Regions from separate parts of the Homo sapiens genome. Here region 2 is linked to region 1. A link is an interaction called in ENCODE POLR2A ChIA-PET data of the cell type or tissue named here. Cell type or tissue: PC-3. All regions are shown on one strand. Links, peaks and the distances in the headings refer to the core of each region. The heading gives the core; the rest is flanking DNA. Region 1 overlaps ARHGAP27 (Rho GTPase activating protein 27). Region 2 overlaps PLEKHM1 (pleckstrin homology and RUN domain containing M1).

Evidence for each region. ChIA-PET counts read pairs that join two places held together with the same protein. Peaks named below come from ENCODE experiments on the same cell type or tissue, not always from the same donor. Only the 100,000 strongest peaks of a DNase experiment are listed, where the experiment ranks them.
Region 2: POLR2A ChIA-PET joins it to region 1 with 6 read pairs; 5 of 35 experiments call an interaction of 5 or more read pairs at or near these places.

Annotation. Positions count from the first base shown.
Region 1 is chr17:45,423,656-45,428,033 of GRCh38, forward strand. All of the region lies in intron 4 of ARHGAP27 (Rho GTPase activating protein 27), which reads right to left. Among named protein-coding and RNA genes, the nearest start is that of ARHGAP27, 7.0 kb to the right of the region's middle. RefSeq lists enhancers at 61-567, 568-1,072, 1,817-2,387. In PC-3, for the core only: a CTCF peak has its summit at 2,322 (motif pointing left); DNase peaks (open chromatin) are centred at 1,516 and 2,166; H3K4me3 peaks cover 2,100 bases; H3K27ac peaks cover 2,420 bases.
Region 2 is chr17:45,485,713-45,490,090 of GRCh38, forward strand. All of the region lies in intron 1 of PLEKHM1 (pleckstrin homology and RUN domain containing M1), which reads right to left. Among named protein-coding and RNA genes, the nearest start is that of PLEKHM1, 2.8 kb to the right of the region's middle. In PC-3, for the core only: no CTCF peak of the experiment used is centred there; a DNase peak (open chromatin) is centred at 2,169; H3K4me3 peaks cover 477 bases; H3K27ac peaks cover 1,074 bases.

The DNA of each region.
Region 1 (4,378 bases), core at 214-4,213:
TTCAATTTCTCCTGGACAGTAAGCTACCTGAGGGCAGGAACCATCCTTTATTTTTCATTGCTCCCTAGCCCCCAGTACAGCGGCTGACATTCACTGACTAGGTGAATATGGTAAATGAAAAAGCAGAAGGCACAATCGTCATTACACTGTGATGTCTCTACGGGAACTGCCCAAGAGATACGCATAAGAAGGCAGAATAAATGGGAAGAAACCAACATGCTCACAGTCATTCGATTGAGATTTCCTCCTATTATTCAAATATTTGTAATGGAGTTAAGCTATTTTTATAGGGAGGGAATAGTAATTTACACATTTAACTGGGCCAAGGAGGAGAAAGGAAGGGGGAGGCTGGGATGATTCTGCAGGCAGGCCCTTCTGCTACCTCTGCTTCCTCTCTCTGGCCCAGTCCCTAGACAGACATGGAGGCCTGGGCAGGGGCCCCTGCCCCCCTCCTTTCATGCCTCACAGGGGACCCCCAGCCAGGAGAGGGCAAGGAGGCAGGGTGGGCACCCACAGCAGCCTCAGCTGGACAGAAGGGTCCTGCAGGCCTCACCCGGCTCAGGCAACAGTTCTGGAAGTTCCCTCAACACCAGAATCCTTCTGCAATCTGGAAACAGAGCTTCCCAAATTTTAGCAAGAGCACCTCTGTGCCTGTGCCCCAGAGCCCTAGTCCTGGCAGCCCTGTTTCCCCTTCAATATGAACCAACAGCCACTGACCTCTCACTCCCCGGCACAGATCCAGCTCCCAATCTCCCTAACATTCAGGCATGGAGACTCGACCACATCCCTGATCATCAGCTACGCCCTGGTCACGATCATGGACTTTCCCATTCCCCAGGGCCTGGCACTGACCACCCATCCAGGCTGGCATTCAGTACTGATGCCCACCCCTCCCTGTACTGGACGCAGTCAGCTCTAGGAAGGGCAGAGAAAACAGGTCTATGGGAGCTAAGCTATGAGGATGCAAAGGCCTAAGAATGATATAATGGATTTTGGGGACTTGGGAGTGGGGGAAGGGTGGGAGGGGGGTGAGGGATAAAAGACTACACATTGGGTACAGTGCACACCAGTCGGGTGACGGGTGCACCAAAATCTCAGAAATAGCCACTAAAGAACTTATTCACGTAACCAAACACCACCTGCTCCGCAAAACCATTGAAATAAACATTACAAAAAACAGGTCTAGAGTGAGGTCAACTGCTGAGGCCTGGGAAGAAAGTGAGGGGGCAGGTGGGCTTGTCCTGGGGCCCATCGCAGGCCCCTGGGCGCTGAAGGGAGCCAAGGACTAAGAGGTGAGAGCCAGGCACAGGCTCCAGCGAGACCTGAAGAGATCATGGGGCCTGCAGGAGAGCCAGGGGGTGCGGGGGGTGGGCAGGGAGATCTCTGGGTGGACAGCAATGTGGGGTGAGGGTGGGAGGGAGATCCAAGAAGCTGCTGTCTCCTAAGTCAGGTCCTAGGCAGGCAGAGGGGCTCCTGGGACAGCCTGGGGCTGCAGGTGAGTCACCGGGAGGGAACTGGGTCAGGTGTAAAGAAACCAGCAGGGCCACCCCAGGGTGGCTGCCCCACCTGGGGGTTGGGGGTGGGGGGTGCCGGAGGAGGGAGTACGAGCAAGGGGCTAGCTAGAGTCCCTTCAACTTGGCCTCAGCTTCCTGCTGTTACCAACACCCCTTGCCAAAGTCCCCCTAGCTGGCCCCGAAGGGGGACAGGAGGGTCTGTCCCAAGGCCAGTTCCTTTCTCTCAGTCACAGTGGCCTCGGGCTGCCCTTGGAGTTTGTCCTAGGAAGTGGGTGCTGGGCCTGGATCCAGAGGGGAGGGGCCCCCAGATGGGTTTTAGGATTCGGGAAAGGGAGGGGAGAGATTGGGGAAACTGCTGTGGCCACCCCCTAGTCCCCCAGGGGCGAGGACTCACTCAGTTCCCAGTGGAGGAGAAGGAATGAGGGCCCCGGGCTCCTTCCAGTCGGGGCTGCCTGCTCATGTGCGGCGCCTCCGGGGCTGCTTGTATAAGAAGGTGCAGCAGCCCGGCTGGAACTTCCCTCCCAGCGGCCAATGCCCCAGCAGCAGGGGCGGGCTCCAGGCCAGCTCCACCTGCCTGGGCCTTCCCACCTCTGGGCGGGGATGGTGACCGCACCCTGAAATCCCAGAGTCAGGACCAAGGGAAGAGTCTCAGAGGCCCCTTTATTGCACTGGCTTTGGCCTGGCTTCCCAGAGCTCCCTGAGTGGCCTCTTTGTGGGAGAGGAGGAGTCATCCCTGCTTACCTCCCCCGTCTCCCTCTATCCCCTCTCAGAAGGGTTTGCTTCTGCCCTCTCCTGGGCAGCAAAAGAACAGGAGATGTCCCTCCTGGGACATCAACTCTTCCACAACAGGGCTGGGCACGCAGGACGCTCAGAAGAAGGAGCATGTGCCTGCCTTCAGCTTGTACTGTTCTTGTTGAGGGGAACAGGGTGGCCAACCCTAAAGGCCACCAGGCTGAAACTGAACCTGCTGGCCAGGGTGGGGCTTGGGGTCAGGGGGCCTGGAACTGTCCTGAACACAGCCACTTCCTGGCCGTGTGAGCTTCGTCGTGTCACTAAACCTCTCTGAACCTCTGTTTGTACTCAGGGCAAATGGAGGTGCCTACGCCTGCCTTCCAAGCTGCTGGGAGCTTAACCCTGGGTTACAAGCCTTTCAGCAAGAGCCCACAGGACTGTTAGCCCCTTTGGGACTGCATCTTACCACACTTTGTCCCCAGTGTCCAGCACAGTGACCAGCCCACCCCAAGTGCTCAATATGCGCGATTAGAGTGCATGGGGAGTGACAAGGCTGTAAAACACCATCCATGGCAGGAGCTCCTCTGTTCTGGGGGTCCCTGGCCCTGTCTGGTAGCCTGCCCTAAGCCCTGAGCTGCTGCCTGACAGAAGGGCATCCCCACACACTCCCCAGTGCCCCCGTGCCATGCCATCCCCACATCCTGCCCCCTCTGTTCTGCACCCACTTTCTTCTGAGATCCCTTCTCAGCAACAACCTTCTCCCCATCTTTAGCCTCCCCATCTCCTGCCCACCCACCTGAGCCTGGGGACGGTTCCATCCATGACCCTACACCCCCTCTGGCCACACTGTGTCTCTCTCCTTCTGCCCGTTGTCCACACACTCAATTCGCACCCTCACTTCACTACTGACCACTGCCCTCTGCCTTCAGCAGCCCCCTGACCAGCTGAGCGTCTAGTGGTCACTTAGGGTAAGTGTTATACGGCCTTTCTCTCACATGACCTTCCTGTGCGTCCTTCTTCTGGACACTTCTTGGCCTCTGAGCCAGCACTCTCATGCTTCTCTTCCCTTTGGCACCTAAATCCAGGTGGGCCCCATCTTTTTTCCACTCTGCTCCTCCCCAAGTCATCCCCCCGTCAGGAAGCAGCACCACTGTCTGCCCACGAGTGCCAGCTGGGAATCTAGAACTCAACCTGATTTCCCTCCCACCTCCCTCGGCCCCCAGACCCTGCCCATCCATCTCCCAAACCTCTGTTTCCACACATGCCCACGAGACCACCAAGAGCTTCAGCCATTCTTGAAGCCCTGGCCACAGGGATTTTTTTCTCAATCCCATTCCTGTCTCTGCTAAAAGCCTCACAGCGGCTGCAGGATAATGTGCACATTCCTGGCAAGGGCCCACGAGGCCCTGCCCGGGTGGGCACCCACTCTCAACCCTATGCTCCACTCTGAGCCCCGGCCCCATGTCTTCTCTTGCTGGCCTCCTATCCAAGAGGGTGAGTCCCCCAGGATCGTGGCTGTGCCTCAGTCCTCTCCAGATCCGAAGGCTCACCAGGGCTTGGCAGGTATTCAGCTAGTTGATGCCTAATGAAGGAGTGAATGGGCCTGGAGGATCATGGTGGGGAAACTCTGCCTGGGACAACTAAGAGCAGGGATGGGGTTCCCTTGCGGGGGCAGGGCCAACTCCCTACCCTGGACTTTGTTGGGGGTGGAGCACCAGGGAGACCCACAGCTGCCTCTTGAATAAAGCTCTGTGGCAGGGAACGTGGTATTATTGCACACATCGCACAGGGGAGGAAACAGGACCAGAGATGCAAAGCGACTTGTGGAGGTCACAAGTGGGGCCAGAGAGCTGCCTGTCTCTGGCCAATGTCCTAGATTCCCCCCCTGGGTAAGTCCCCTACCCCTATCATCGGTGCCCCTCCCTCCATATGCCACTGCAACTGGGAACCTGCTGGGAGCTGGAGGAAGGATGGGCAGAGGGGCCACCTGGCAGGCGCCCTGGCAGCCGGGGTGATCTGTCTTCTCAGGAGATGTCAGGACCTGGGCAGTCTCCTTCCTCTTTGGTCCTGGGGCCTGGGGTGTTGGCCCTTGCAGACCTACAGAGCCCTGGCTCATAGGTAAAGGGCTGCCG
Region 2 (4,378 bases), core at 308-4,307, 62 kb after region 1:
CATGGTGAAACCCTATCTCTAATTAAAAAAAAAAACAAAAATTAGCCAGGCATGGTGGCCCATGCCTGTAATACCAGCTACTGGTATTACCAGCTACCATACCGGCTGAGGCAGGAGAACCACTTGAACCCAGGAGGCGGAGGTTGCAGTGAGTCGAGATCATGCCACTGCACTCCAGCCGGGGCAGCAAAGCAAGAATAAATAAATAAATAAATAATTTATGGCATGGCGCCGTGGCTCACGCCTGTAATCCCAGCACTTTGGGAGGCCGAGGCCGGCGGATCACGAGGTCAGGAGATCGAGACCATCCTGGCTAACACGGTGAAACCCCGTCTCTACTAAAAATACAAAAAAATTAGCCGGGTGCAGTGGTGAGCGCCTGTAGTCCCAGCTACTCGGGAGGCTGAGGCAGGAGAATGGCGTGAACCTGGGAGGCGGAGCTTGCAGTGAGCCGAGATCCCGCCACTGCACTCCAGCCTAGGCGACAGAGAGAGACTCCGTCTCAAAAAAAAAAAGATAAAATAAAAAAATAATAATAATAATAATAATTTATGTCTCAAATAAATAAATAAATAATAAACTGAAGCTGGCTGGGCGCGGTGGCTCACGCCTGTAATCCCAGCACTTTGGGAGGCCGAGGCGGGTGGATCACGAGGTCAGGAGATCGAGACCATCCTGGCTAACACGGTGAAACCCCATCTCTACTAAAAATACAAAAAATTAGCCGGGCGGGCACCTGTAGTCCCAGCTACTTGGGAGGCTGAGGCAGGAGAATGGCGTGGACCCAGGAGGTGGAGCTTGCAGTGAGCCAAGATTGTGCCACTGCACCCCAGCTTGGGCAACAGAGCGAGACTCCATCTCAAAAAAAAAAATTAATAATAATAAACTGAAGCTAAGAGAGACAGGGCCAGACAAGAGAAGGGTCACTTGGCCTAAAACAGAGTCAGAAATGCCACAAAATGACTGACAAGAGCTCAGAGAAATCCAGCAGAAGAGCCACTTGAAAATTCACAAGACAGGACTGAGCCTCTGGGGTTCCAGCCACAATGCAGGACACCTCTGTTTGTAGGCAGCCATAGCACCCCACCTATCTGTATCTGTTCCATCATGCTCAGGGAGGCAGGGCTCAGATGGTCAGTGACATAAGAACTCACGGCGGGAATCAGAAGGAGGCTTTGTGTCTCTTGACTGTGGGGACAGTACTGCGTCACCCACCCTGGTGGCCCAGATTCTGAATCTACCATCCTATGGAACTGGTTCCACTTTCTGTCCTCAAAACGCTCTTCATTGACACAAAGAACCAAAGTGAAGAGAGGTGTGGCTTCAAGGAGACCTACCTGAAGGGAGTGAGGCAAAGCTGGGCAACAGTACCAAAGGGCTCTTGAACATGACGGGTGAAATCTTAGCAGGGGAAAGGTGACTGGTGCCATTTAGGAAGCCCCAAACCACACCAAGTCTACTGCCACCCTGTGTATTCATTCGCCTTCACATAGCTCTCCAGAGTGCAGAAAGCAAGCTTCTCTGATGTCCCTCTCTAACCTCATTTAATTCTCACAGCAATCCCGTGAGAGAGTGATTATCCCTGTTTTACAGAGGACAAAACTGAGGCTCAGTAGCAATGGGTCTCGGGTAAGGGACAGAACTCTCTGGTTTCTTCATCCCAACTCCTGCATCTTTCCCTGGACCAAAAGGCCTCAGGTCTTTGGCTCAAATTCAGACAAACTATTACTTCTTCTTTAGAGGTACTCGGAAGCTCCATTTCATCACAGAAGGTCTGAAACCAACAAGAAACAGTTCTGCCAATCAGGTTTATAGCCCCAACCAGCTGAGACCAGGTCCTACCAATGCTCCTAAAGTCTCAGAGCTATACTTTCTTAAATGTTCCAACATAGTTAGGAAGGAACAGTTCCGGTTGGTTTCCTGCATTATACTGCCTGGCCTTCTCTATATGTCCAATTTCACTTCCTCCAGAGATCAAGGAAGCAAAAAAAGAGAATGACTTGGATGAGACTTACGTTAAAAGAAGAAAGGGATAACCTGGTTCCACCACTCTCAAAACACTCCACCATCAGTGAACAGCAACCTCTTCTCTTGAGGGACTCCTCAGCCACTCCCCACGGCCTTCTCTCCACTGCCTGAATTGTGTAACTGGCTGTTCAGAGCCACAGCCTGGCTTTAAGCCATCCAACTGCTGTACCAATTGATGAGTCATGTTTTTTCAATTGGAAAAGAATGACAAAGTTATCCTCTGATTCAGAAAGGCAGCTGATCTTTCAGGCATGTGAGTGCTGACTGAGGAAACTGCACCTCTGTCCACCTGAGGAAAGCTGGATTTCTGTGATGGGTGGAGTGGTGGGGGTTGGAGCTTTGAAGCAATTAAATACCAGATGAAGGGTGAGAAACTTTTAGCTTGTGATTCCCAGACTCAGGGCTAGTGGATGAGGGCAGAATTGTGGAGTCAGTGAACACTAGCTATCTTTCTTTCCTCCCTCCTTCCTTCCATCCAGTATCACCCAGCTTTCCTGTATTCTTGTCCCATATCCCAGAGGATTCTAACAAGGACCAAACTCTGAATGAATGAAAACAGGACCGTTGCCTGACCCATTCACCATTGTATTTCTAGTACCTGGAACAGTGTTTGTCACACACTGGTGCTCAAAAAATAAGCTGTTGAATGAATTGATTAATAAAATAAAAACAAGGCACGGGGTAAGTACCTCCACTTCACACACTGTGGGAAGTTGGGGTATACAACTCTTAAGTGCTGGGGCAACTGTGGAGCTCCTGTCATTAAGCCAAGCTGCCAATAAGGCTGAAAACAACTTAAATATACTGCATATTAATGGGAGGACATTGAAGGTAAACAGCATTCACTTTTCAAAGGAATACGACTATAAGTGGCAAGCAGAGACAGTGTTCTTTGGGGCTCTTTAAAACTGCAATCAGCCAGGTGCGGCGGCTCACGCCCGTAATCCCAGCACTTTGGGAGGCCGAGGTGGGTGGATCACCTGAGGTCGGGAGTTGGAGACCAGCCTGATCAACACAGAGAAACCCCCATCTCTACTAAAAATACAAAACTAGCCGGGCATGGTGGTGTATGCCTGTAATCCCAGCTACTCGGGAGGCTGAGGCAGGAGAATCGCTTGAACCTGGGAGGCAGAGGTTGCGGTGAGCCGAGATCATGCCACTGCACTCCAGGCTGGGGAACAAGAGTAAACTCCGTCGAAAAAAAGAAAGAAAGAAAGAAAAAAGCTGCAATCAAATGGCCCACCCATCTGATGCCGGGTCCTCAGGATTCAGAGAAAATGTGTACCAAAAAGCCCCCAGGAAACTATAAATGCTGAGCATGGGACTTGGGTGCCTCTGGAATGTCCTTCTGCCTCAGCTACTCTGAGATAACATGGTTCCCTGTGTTCATGGAACCCAGATGGCCAAAAGTCAATGATCCAGCACTTAAAAGAAAAGAAAGCGATTCAAGAGCCTCTGTACCCACCTAGGCCTCAGCCTCCCCAGGACCTACTCACCTATACTCTTCACAACAGGTAACGTTGCCTCTGGCACCCATCATATCCCCTGAATTCAGCATCAGGACTGATCTGCCATCAGCTCTGGCAGGGAGAGGCCCTTACAAGTGCCAAGAAAAGGAACACGAACAATATTCTGTGACCACAGCCAACACCACACAGAACTTCCCAGAAGCTCTCCAGGGCGAGAACACCAACCAGAAGGAAGTGACAGCTTCCATCATTCTGTGCTAAGTGAGCTGAGTGAGTGGCCGTCTCTCACCTTCCAGATATTTGAATGATACCTACCATTCCAGCAGCCAGCACAAGTCATTTAATATGAATGCCAAAAACACAATCCCTGAGGACAGGTGCAGGAGACCAGATGCCAGGAAAAACCCCGGCCCCACCCAAGAGTTGGGGAGAGCCCACTGCTCCTCCACCCTTATTTACCACCTGAGCCCCTGCACCCGCCAATCATGCTGCTCAGTCTGTAACTGCGGGTCTGAGTGAGCACCTACATTTGGCTGTTGAGGGGCAGCTGGTGGAGTTGGCAGGCGACTCTGCACTAAGTTCTCAGGTTGAATGGGAGTTGGGTCGAGGGAAGCAATGGACGCAGAGTTGGGGTGAAGAGTTGCGGTGGGTCAGCGGGGGTGAAAGGACATGGAGATGTCATTTTTAACAAGATTGGGTGAGGGTGGTAGGAAAGGAGGCAGCAAGAGTTCGGGACAGTTTGGCAAAGACTTAGGGATGGGCTGTCCTCAGTACGGCAGGAGACGCAAAGGAAGGTATACAGTGGCTAGGAGACTAAGGACGAGAAGACACAGTTAAGACTTGGAATAAGGCTGAGATCGGAGTTATCCAGAAGAAAGCGG